Linked DNA regions of Mus musculus: region 1 is linked to region 2. The links are chromatin contacts, found by Hi-C or POLR2A ChIA-PET in ENCODE. All regions are on one chromosome and are shown on one strand. The core of a region is the stretch at or near the end of the contact, and the rest is flanking DNA. Distances in the headings are between cores, read along the strand shown. Region 1 holds the start of Prkar1a (protein kinase, cAMP dependent regulatory, type I, alpha). Region 2 holds the start of Wipi1 (WD repeat domain, phosphoinositide interacting 1).

What was found. Hi-C counts contacts between places; a loop is a spot of excess contacts on that map. ChIA-PET counts read pairs that join two places held with the same protein, here RNA polymerase II (POLR2A).
Region 1: a map of left cerebral cortex shows a loop between it and region 2 (6-fold over the local background). The contact joins the promoter of Prkar1a here to the promoter of Wipi1 in region 2. A Hi-C loop is called at or near these places in 6 of 37 maps with a recorded cell type or tissue (heart and left cerebral cortex). POLR2A ChIA-PET finds 5 or more read pairs at or near these places in 4 of 5 experiments (Patski and embryonic stem cell).

What each region holds. Positions count from the first base shown.
Region 1 is chr11:109,649,380-109,653,553 of GRCm38, forward strand. Prkar1a (protein kinase, cAMP dependent regulatory, type I, alpha) reads left to right here and starts at 1,570. Exons shown (of 11, transcript NM_001373913.1): 1 at 1,570-1,694.
Region 2 is chr11:109,609,849-109,614,299 of GRCm38, forward strand. It overlaps Wipi1 (WD repeat domain, phosphoinositide interacting 1), which reads right to left and starts at 1,541. Exons shown (of 13, transcript NM_145940.2): 1 at 1,385-1,541. The coding sequence starts at 1,464. Gm11685 (a long non-coding RNA gene) reads left to right here and starts at 3,339. Exons shown (of 3, transcript XR_880280.2): 1 at 3,339-3,987.

The DNA.
Region 1 (4,174 bases), core at 320-2,819, 40 kb after region 2:
TCAGTGCTATCCAGTTCCCTCTCCCGTTTGCCAGCTTAGGGCTGGGTTTATCAGCACTGGAGAGGGGGAAAGCCTGCATGATGGCGACTCGGTCTTTAATCTTCCACTCTACCCATCTCTGGAAAAGAAGCCATTGATCAACATCCTGGTGAGAGGCTGCAGAGGGAGCGGCTTCCTTCTCTTCCCCCTTCCTTCCTCTGACTACTAGGGGGGGTAATCATAACTAATGTTCAGAGCCCTTATCATAGTCTGGGTATTCCAAGACAAAGTCAGGCTTAAAAAGGTGAAATTTACAAACACCACTTAACCCAAATATCTTAACTGGGGATCACTGTGAAAATTATGCAGGAGATATTGTAACCTTTTTTGGTACTAAGTGTTAAATCCGTGATATTTTCTACGCACATTGCCCTAGCACATACACGATGAGGCTGTCAACACCTTGCAGCTACTCAGAACCACACACTGCAGGGGCCTATTTTATTTATGTATTTATTTAGGCCCACTTTATTTATTTAATTCATATGCCTAAAATTGTGTCCCTTGCTTTCATTTTCACATACTTAAGGGGAAAGTTGACTGAAGGAATAATGAAGTCGCCTTTTCTCTTGTTTTCTCATGCAGCTCAGATTTCTTGCTTGGTCAATGATTTGATCTGCCCATCTGTCTGTACTGCCCATGACGCAGTCTGGCATAATAGGAGGCTAGGGCATTATCAGGACTCCGGGCTCCTCTTGGAAGTCTCCCTACATCTGGTGCTTCTGTAGGCACGGTAGGGCCTCCATTGATGACAGCTCACTTGTGGAGACAGTAGTCAGATTAGCCAAGCAGAGGCTTGATAGGGGCTCAGATTTCCTGGACCGGATGACAGGCCCGAGTCCGGAACCCCGGGTATTGCGGGGGTCTACACAGGATGCGCGCTCTGTCCATCAGGAGCATCTCAGCATCCGCTTGCGCTCAGCTGTGGTAGATCCGCTAGGGCCTCCTCCTCTTCCAACAGCAGGGATCTCCTTGTCCGCCCAGCGTCCTGTAACCCCATCCCCCTCCCTGCCGTCCCATAGCACCCAGGGCGGAGTCGCCCACCTGTCACCGAATCGTCCCACGTGGGTCTGCGGTAGGAGGGTCGAAGGGAGGGAGAAAAGACAGAGGCGTGGAGGGAGGCAGACGCAAGAGCCACCGAGGAACCGAGGAGAGGCTGAGATCTCCGAACAGCTAAACAATCTAGAGGACCCCCCACCACACCTGGTAAGGAAGGGACAATAAAGGAGACAGAAACGGGTTAGCAGAAAGAGAAGGAAAAAGATGAGAGCGATGAAGGGGCTACGTATACGCGACAAGATAAAGATGGAGAGGTGCCCTGCAAGAGAACGGTTCTAGCTAGATGACGACGGGCTAAGGGTAGGGGGTGGGAGTAGCCGGTGGTGGGCTTGAGGGGGGTGGGGATGGGGTTGGAGGAGGATCCTAGGCGTCTGCGCCTTTAAGGTTGCCAAGGCAACCGCCCTGGCCAGAGCGAGGCGCATTGACGTCAGCAGCCGAACGCTGATTGGCCGCGGTCGGCTGGTTTCCGGTGGAGCCGTCGCCGAGCCGCTATCGCAGAGTGGTAGTGAGGCTGCGAGCTGAGCCCGCTGGACGCTCGGTCACCCCGGCCGCCTCGCCCTGCGTTAGCCCCTGCTCGTGCCGCCGCCCGCCCTCAGGTGAGTGCGGGCCCGAGGCCTGACCGGGGAGTCGCCGGCCGCGGCGCTCCGCTGCGCGTCCCTGAAGGCGCGGGAGCGAGCCAAGATGGCGCCCCGGGGAGCGCGCTGCGGGGGGACGGCCGCACCCCCTGCGCCTCCGAGGCGGCCTCGGGGCCTGTCGCAGGCCTCGCACTGTCCCCCGGGGTCCGCCCTTGCACCGTTCCCCGCGGGGCCGTAGGCCGCCCCTGCCCCCCGCCGTTCCGCCCCCGTCCTGAGTGTCTCCGGGTCCCCGGTCCTGCGCTGCCCTCGGCTCCCCGGCCGCCTCCGCCCCCGCGCGCCGCGGCCTCGGCGCCCGTCCTCCCTCCCCCACTTCCTGAAGGACAAGAGCTCGGTATTTTTTTTTTTTTTTTAAACCGGAATCCGCCATGGCTTTTCGGTCTTAGCCTCGCCACTCGGCTGTAGTCTTCATCTCTGCCCAGTCGTTTCTTCTGCCCTGGCTTCCCCCCTCCTCTTCGCGGGCTCGTCTCCCTCCACCCCTCCGCTCGGTGATTTCAGCCTAGCTCCATTTCCCTTTGTCCCCCTAACACTTCTCGTCCTTTCCAGCCCCCACCACCGCCCACCCCAGCCTCCCCAGGCCTCCCGCTCCGCTCCACTCCACGTCTGCGGCCTCCTGCCTGGTGGGGGATGAGGGGCCGTCTTGCTGCTCTCAGTGATCATGACCGTGGCCTAAGTGAAGTGAAGGGCACTTTCCTGCCCTCCCTCGTGAAAATACGCGGCGCCCGTTAACCCTTAACTCCAGCCCAGAGCGGGTGTGGGGACAGCCGATGACTTGAGGGAGCCAGGATAGATAGGTTTCTTGAGCAGAGAAATGAAGGCTCGCATTTAGATGATGACCCCCACCCCACCCCCCAGGCTGTGTTAGTGTTACTTGGCATCCTTTAGATGTGGGCCCTGTCAGCAACAGGCTCCCAAAGGCGGTTTAAATATGTCCTCCAGTATAGTCCTTCTGAAAGCAAGAGTGTCATCAGAACCGAATTTCCTCAAGAATCCCCCTTCTTACGAATACTCGATGCAGTGATGATGGTTTTAGTGTTTGTTTTGGAGAGAAGCTAAGTTGTGGGGTTTTTAAAAAGTAAATACAAACGTGGAACCAAGACATACCCGATTAAAAATCCTAAGGCCATAAAATTAGATTATTTGGCGTTTCACATGATGACTGGTGTTTGTATTTTCTTTACCAGTGCCTGCCTTTTGGTCTTTGTAATGCATACACCATTTTTCACTTATCAGCCCTAGTTGCGCCATCCTTCCCAGCCAGAGACAGGATCTAAGAGGGATTTCTCTGATCAGTTAAATATATGTGCTGACATTCTTGAAATATGGCTGGATGCTTCGAAGCATAATAGATTTGTTTTTATCCACGTTCCTGGTGGCCTTCAGTATTTGAAATGGAGAAAGTTCCAATGAAGTGGATTCTTTGTCTCGTTCCGTGCTCTGACCTGGAAGCACAACAAGAACAAACGATATCTGACAGTAGAAACCTTCCCTTCAGTGTTTCTTCTGAACTGACGGTGGTGTGTGTGTGTGTCTGTCTGTCTGTCTGTGGCTTCTAATTTCTTTCTGTGCTTGTCATGGAGCTACAAACTTTGTCCTGGTCTGTTGCGTGCATATTATTGACCTTTATCTTGAAAACTGTCAAAACAAAACATTAGTGCAGCACTTTAAAATGGCTCCTTATCCTTATCTTTTAACTCACAGGTTAACCTTAGAGGGTCTGTGAGCATTATAATTTGAAGAGTGGTTATGTGGAATTGGTATGCAGAGTGGAGAGGGCGTCATCTTCTAATCTCAAGTGCTTAGTAATTAGGAGTTAGGAGGAAAACTGAATAGCTGCATAAAGTACTGAGCTTTTAGTCCTGAGGCAGCTTGGCTGCCCATTATTGTGTTTCTATTTCATATTAATGTTGCTCAAATTCAGTTTTAGCTATTGAGTCATCCTGTAAGCTGTAAACTAGCATGTTTTAATATATTCCTGTCTAGATGAAGAAAATCTTAGTTTGCTTGGTAGAGATTATTTTCCTCTAGTACAGCCTTTTCAACTCTTTCTGCTGGTAATTGTATTTCTAAGTCACGGGCAGAGTTAGTCAAAGAAGGGAATGAAAGATTGCTGAGGAAAGGCACCCGAGGCTGCTTTTGTGTTTCAGAAAATTCGATTCCACTAATATTTGGCTAATCAGCTTCTTTGCCCTTGTGGTTTGCTGTGACATTAGCTGCGCTCATGGGATGGGAGGTGCACTCAGGGGAATGTCAGGTGTTCTTTGTGAGCTGTGCTTTCACTTAGAGCCGACCTGTGTGCCCTTGTAATTCTCTGACCTGCTTCCCACTTACATACTTCCCACGTCATCATCGTCATGTCTTTTGCAAGAGAACTGAATGAAATCTCCAGAGGGCTTGGGGCCTCAGCACTGCCTCAGTTGCTCAGCAGGGCAGGCACGCTGGCT
Region 2 (4,451 bases), core at 291-2,790:
CAGTATTCCAGAACGTGAGCCAGGAGGATGAAACTTTGACATTCATCCTCCTCTACTAGGGAACTTGAGGCTGTCCGGATTACATGAGACAACGTTAAAACCAAGCAAGAACAAAATCCCAAGAAAATGCCACAAGGTACCCCACTTAATAGTTTGTGCATATTACATATCTATGGCTATGGGGAGATGTTGTAAGATGTACTTTTTTATTGTGGGTTGTGGTCAGAGGCAGCCTGAGAGTCACTCATGTAGCCAAGCTGTCGAATTACTGGATTATATGATTACACACACAGATTTTTCAAACAAAGACATATTGTTCAGAGCAGGGGTTTTTCAAACAGAAACACAAAGGGAATGAAAACCAGGGCTGCTTATGGCCTTAATTACACCAACGAATGAATGTTCAATATTAGCACAGTTCAGCTAGCAGCAGCCAAGGCACAAGCCTGAAGCTGAGCCCAAACCAGGAACAGAGCAGAAACTGGTACAGCCGGAAGTGGGACACTGGGAAGTGGTCATCCCTGCCCTGATGCTTCAGGGCTCCACATTCCAAAGAGATTAATCCATATGGTCCCCAGGCTGGCTTGCACAAAAACAGGGAAGAAAACAGTAGCTTGTGTCTTAAGATTCAATCCTGCAGATGCCTAGAACTCAGGCAAGCAATCCCTTGTTTATGGACCAAAGTCTAAACGTTGACCATCATAGTGAAACATTAAAAAGCCACTTAAAAGCAACAGGGTGGAGCGCCTGCTTCAGGGATGGGAAGCTGTCTGGGGCAGAGAAAGGGCTCCTGAGCTTCCAGGAGATTCCTGGGACTGGGTGGACAGCGAGTAAACACAGAAAGGCAAATAAAGAAAAGCTTCCTACGGCCAAAGAGACCAGCCAAGATGCCCAGTGCTGGGGCTGGTCGGGCCACAGGGATAGACTGACTGTTTGTCCGAGGCCCTGCCCAAATGCCACGTTGAGATACTCAAGGACAAATGGTAAAGTTTTTCTTCATCTTTCCGACTCTCTGCATCCTCCCTCTTGAGTCAAGTTGCACATTCCTCCCTTCCCTCACCTTTGTTTTGGTCCCTGATCTCCCTTTCGGTCACTAGGTGGCCCACACCAAGTCCCTCCCCCACATTCAAGGTCCCCCCTCCGCCCTCCTTGCTGACTTGTTTGGGTCACCCTAGCCGGCTCTTTCTGGCAGGCGCTGGCTGGCAGTCGTCTGGGTGGGCTCAAACCCCTACAGCCGAGCAACGCCGCGACACAGGCTGCCCTGCCGAGGTACCATCGGCGCGCAGGCCCCGGCTAGCCACCAGTTGCGTTACAGGACAACACCCTTTGGTGGCGACATTCTGTCCCCCACTTCCCTGGCCAGGGGGCTGGCGCCGTGGCTTACGTGCAGTCTTGGTTGAAAGAGAAGCAGCTGAGCGCCGCCTCCACTCGGCCCGGAGGGGCATCTGCGGCTTCGGCCTCCATCGGGGGCTCGACCCGAGAAGCCGCAGCTCTGAGCGGGGGACAGCCACCTCAGCAGCCCGCCCGCGCCGGCTCCGTGGGCCGGCTTGCCGCGTCGGTCCCGCCCCGGGCTCGCCTCCAGACAGACCCCGCCCACTCAGATACCACTTAGCTCCGCCCCTCCATCGTAAGACCCCGCCCTTACACGATTCCCATTTAGCTCCGCCCCACTCCAAACCCCCGCCCCTCCTTCAGAGAATCGGCTGGGTCCTAAAACAGCCAGGCCACGCCCCTGCCTCAAGTACCGCCCCTCTCGGCTCTAGCCCTGCCTGGGACCTTCAGGACCCGCCCTACACATTTCCCACTTAGCCTCGCCCTCTCCACTTCGGGCACCTAGCCCCACCCCCTCACAGCCCTAGCTCCGCCCTGAGCCAACCAGGCCCCGCCCCGAGCCTCCTTCTACCTAGCTTGGTAGCCCCGCCCCCTCTCCAGGCCGTCTCTGTCCCCACCCCGCCTCTTTATCACTGGGAACAGAACTGCTGACCGAACAGAGCCTTCCGCAGACAGCCAGGATTGGCCACCAACTCTTTTAGTCAATCAATAGGGCTAGTGGGCGGGACAGCTGTTGACGACCCGCCCCCTAGTCGGAGAAACCGTTTGCCATTGGCCGAAGGTGCGCGAGGCAAAGGCAGCAGGCCACGTGGTGGTGTTTTCATTGCCAGAGCGTCCAGAGGGTGAGGAGGAGGAGTGGAGCTTCAGGCTTCAAGCCTGCCTTAGCGTCGGAGACAACGCCAAGGAGGCGGGCGGACGCCTGCTTCCTTGCCCGCCCGCTAAGCTTACAGCAGTTGTAGTTGAAATCAGTAGACATCAAAGTCCAGCCGTTTTGGAGAGCCCTTAAGCTTCTCGGAAAAAGATCCCCAGCCGATTAAGAAGCCACATACAGCCCCACAGTTGAGAAAGAGCTCTTGCTAACCCCGACCCTTACATTAACAATATTACCTTGGTATGTTCCTACCCGATTTACTGAAAACCCGGTTAAAGCACTGGCTAGACTATATTATCTAAAACCAACAATACACAGCGGCATGTGAAAGGGTCTTCTTTCAGGACTTGTTATCATACAACTTTGCTCAGCAGTATTTGACCAGACATTCGATTTGTATAGAAAGGAGAGAAACTAGAATACTGTACAAGACAGTACAGCTTGAAGCTCATGTCGTTTGAGATGCATTCTGAAGCAAACTGGAGATTTGCTTCCCAAGCTTGTATACAATTGGTTGTGAGGTGCCTGGTGTGGGTTCTGGGGAACAGAATTCCGCTCATCAGTAAAAACACTGCTGAGCCATCTCTACAGCCTCTGAAATCTTCATCATCGCCATTATTATTACTATGATGATAATGGTGTCACAGTTCTGTAGATTGTGGCAATTCGGTTCATATCCAGCCACCTTGTTTATTATTTATTTATTTTGGATACATTGTCTCAAGCTATAGTCCACCGATCCTCAAGCACTTGGTAACTGATCCTCCTTCCTTGGCTTCCCAGGTCATAGGATCATGGGGTGAACCATCATACTCAGCCATGTTTCCCCAATTCCTGATGAAATGATACATAACATGTACGGATGTTTAGAATGGATGAACAAGAGAGCCTGTTTTGCATAAACTTTTCTTATTGGTTGGTTCTCCTGTTTGGGTTTTCCCAGATAAAATGTAACAGTTTACTTTCTCAAGTCCAATGCTCTGTCGACTCACAGATCTGGCCCGGATGATTGCTATAATCCAACCCCAGAGTAAAGAATTGCTGTTTGGATGTTTTGGTCATCTTAACAAGCTTTTCAGTCCTAGCTGCATCTCCCCCTCCCACCTCCCAGCTCAGCTCAATGCTGCCATCTTTTCGGTTTGGTTGAAAGAGGAAAGAGCCTGGCAGTCTAGGCGCTAAGCTTTTGGAAGTATTAGATGAAGTGCACACTATGGTTTTAAAGTGGGGCCTATTATCAGTTTGTTAATTAAGCAGTTGGACTTTGGGGAGGCAGCGATGGGAGCTGGGCTTAGTCTTTGCCTAGGAGTGTGTCATGATAAAAGCAGTGTCATGGGCAGATAAACTTGGCCAGTGTCTGCAGATCAAATTAGAAGGCTTAGAAGTCTTTAGGGAACTAAGATGACATTCTGGGAGTGATGGAACAAGAGAACGGGCTAATGTGATGATACCAAGATCAGAAATGTTAGGACAGATGCAAGAGGTGTTTGGAGGCAGCAGTGCCCAGCGATAAAAATAAAGATCACACATATGAGATTCATATATAATCTGGAAAATTCTAGAAGATATACTTTGAAAAGAGAAGAATAAACAGGCAACAAGACCAGCCAGGCAGCTCAGTGAGTCAAGGTGCCCACTGTACAAGTGTGAAGACTTTAGTTCTGGCGCCAGAACCCAAGTAAAGGTGGGAAAAGAGGATCAACTTCACAAAGTTTCCCCCTGACCTCCACACATGTTCTGTGTTATGTGCACCCATCATAGCCACCCCCTTGATGATAAATAAACAGGTAAGTTAATTTTAATATATCTTGTTTAATTCAGTATGTAAAAAGCAAGGATGGAAAGATAGGAAAATTAGGGGACATGGGACAGAAGCAAGGGGTGGGGAGTCCCTCACTCTGGAGCCAAGAATGAAAGATTCCAACACAATGGATGACATTTGCCATCAAAAAGACAATCTTCCTTTTACATAGAAATATTTTCAAATTTAAAAGATGGGGCAGGAGGGCTTGCATTTGCTGTTCTTCCAGAGGACCAGAGTTTGGTTCTAGTACCCACATCAGGCTGCTCACAACTGTCTGTAACTCAGTTATAATACCCTCACCTGGTATGCTCACAGACATACACACATACACACACCACCCCCACCAACACACACACGGGGTGGAGGAGGAGAGACACAAAGGCACACATTCTCATGAATGAAAAAAATTTTTTGAAAAAGATTTATTTATTTATTTATTTATTTATT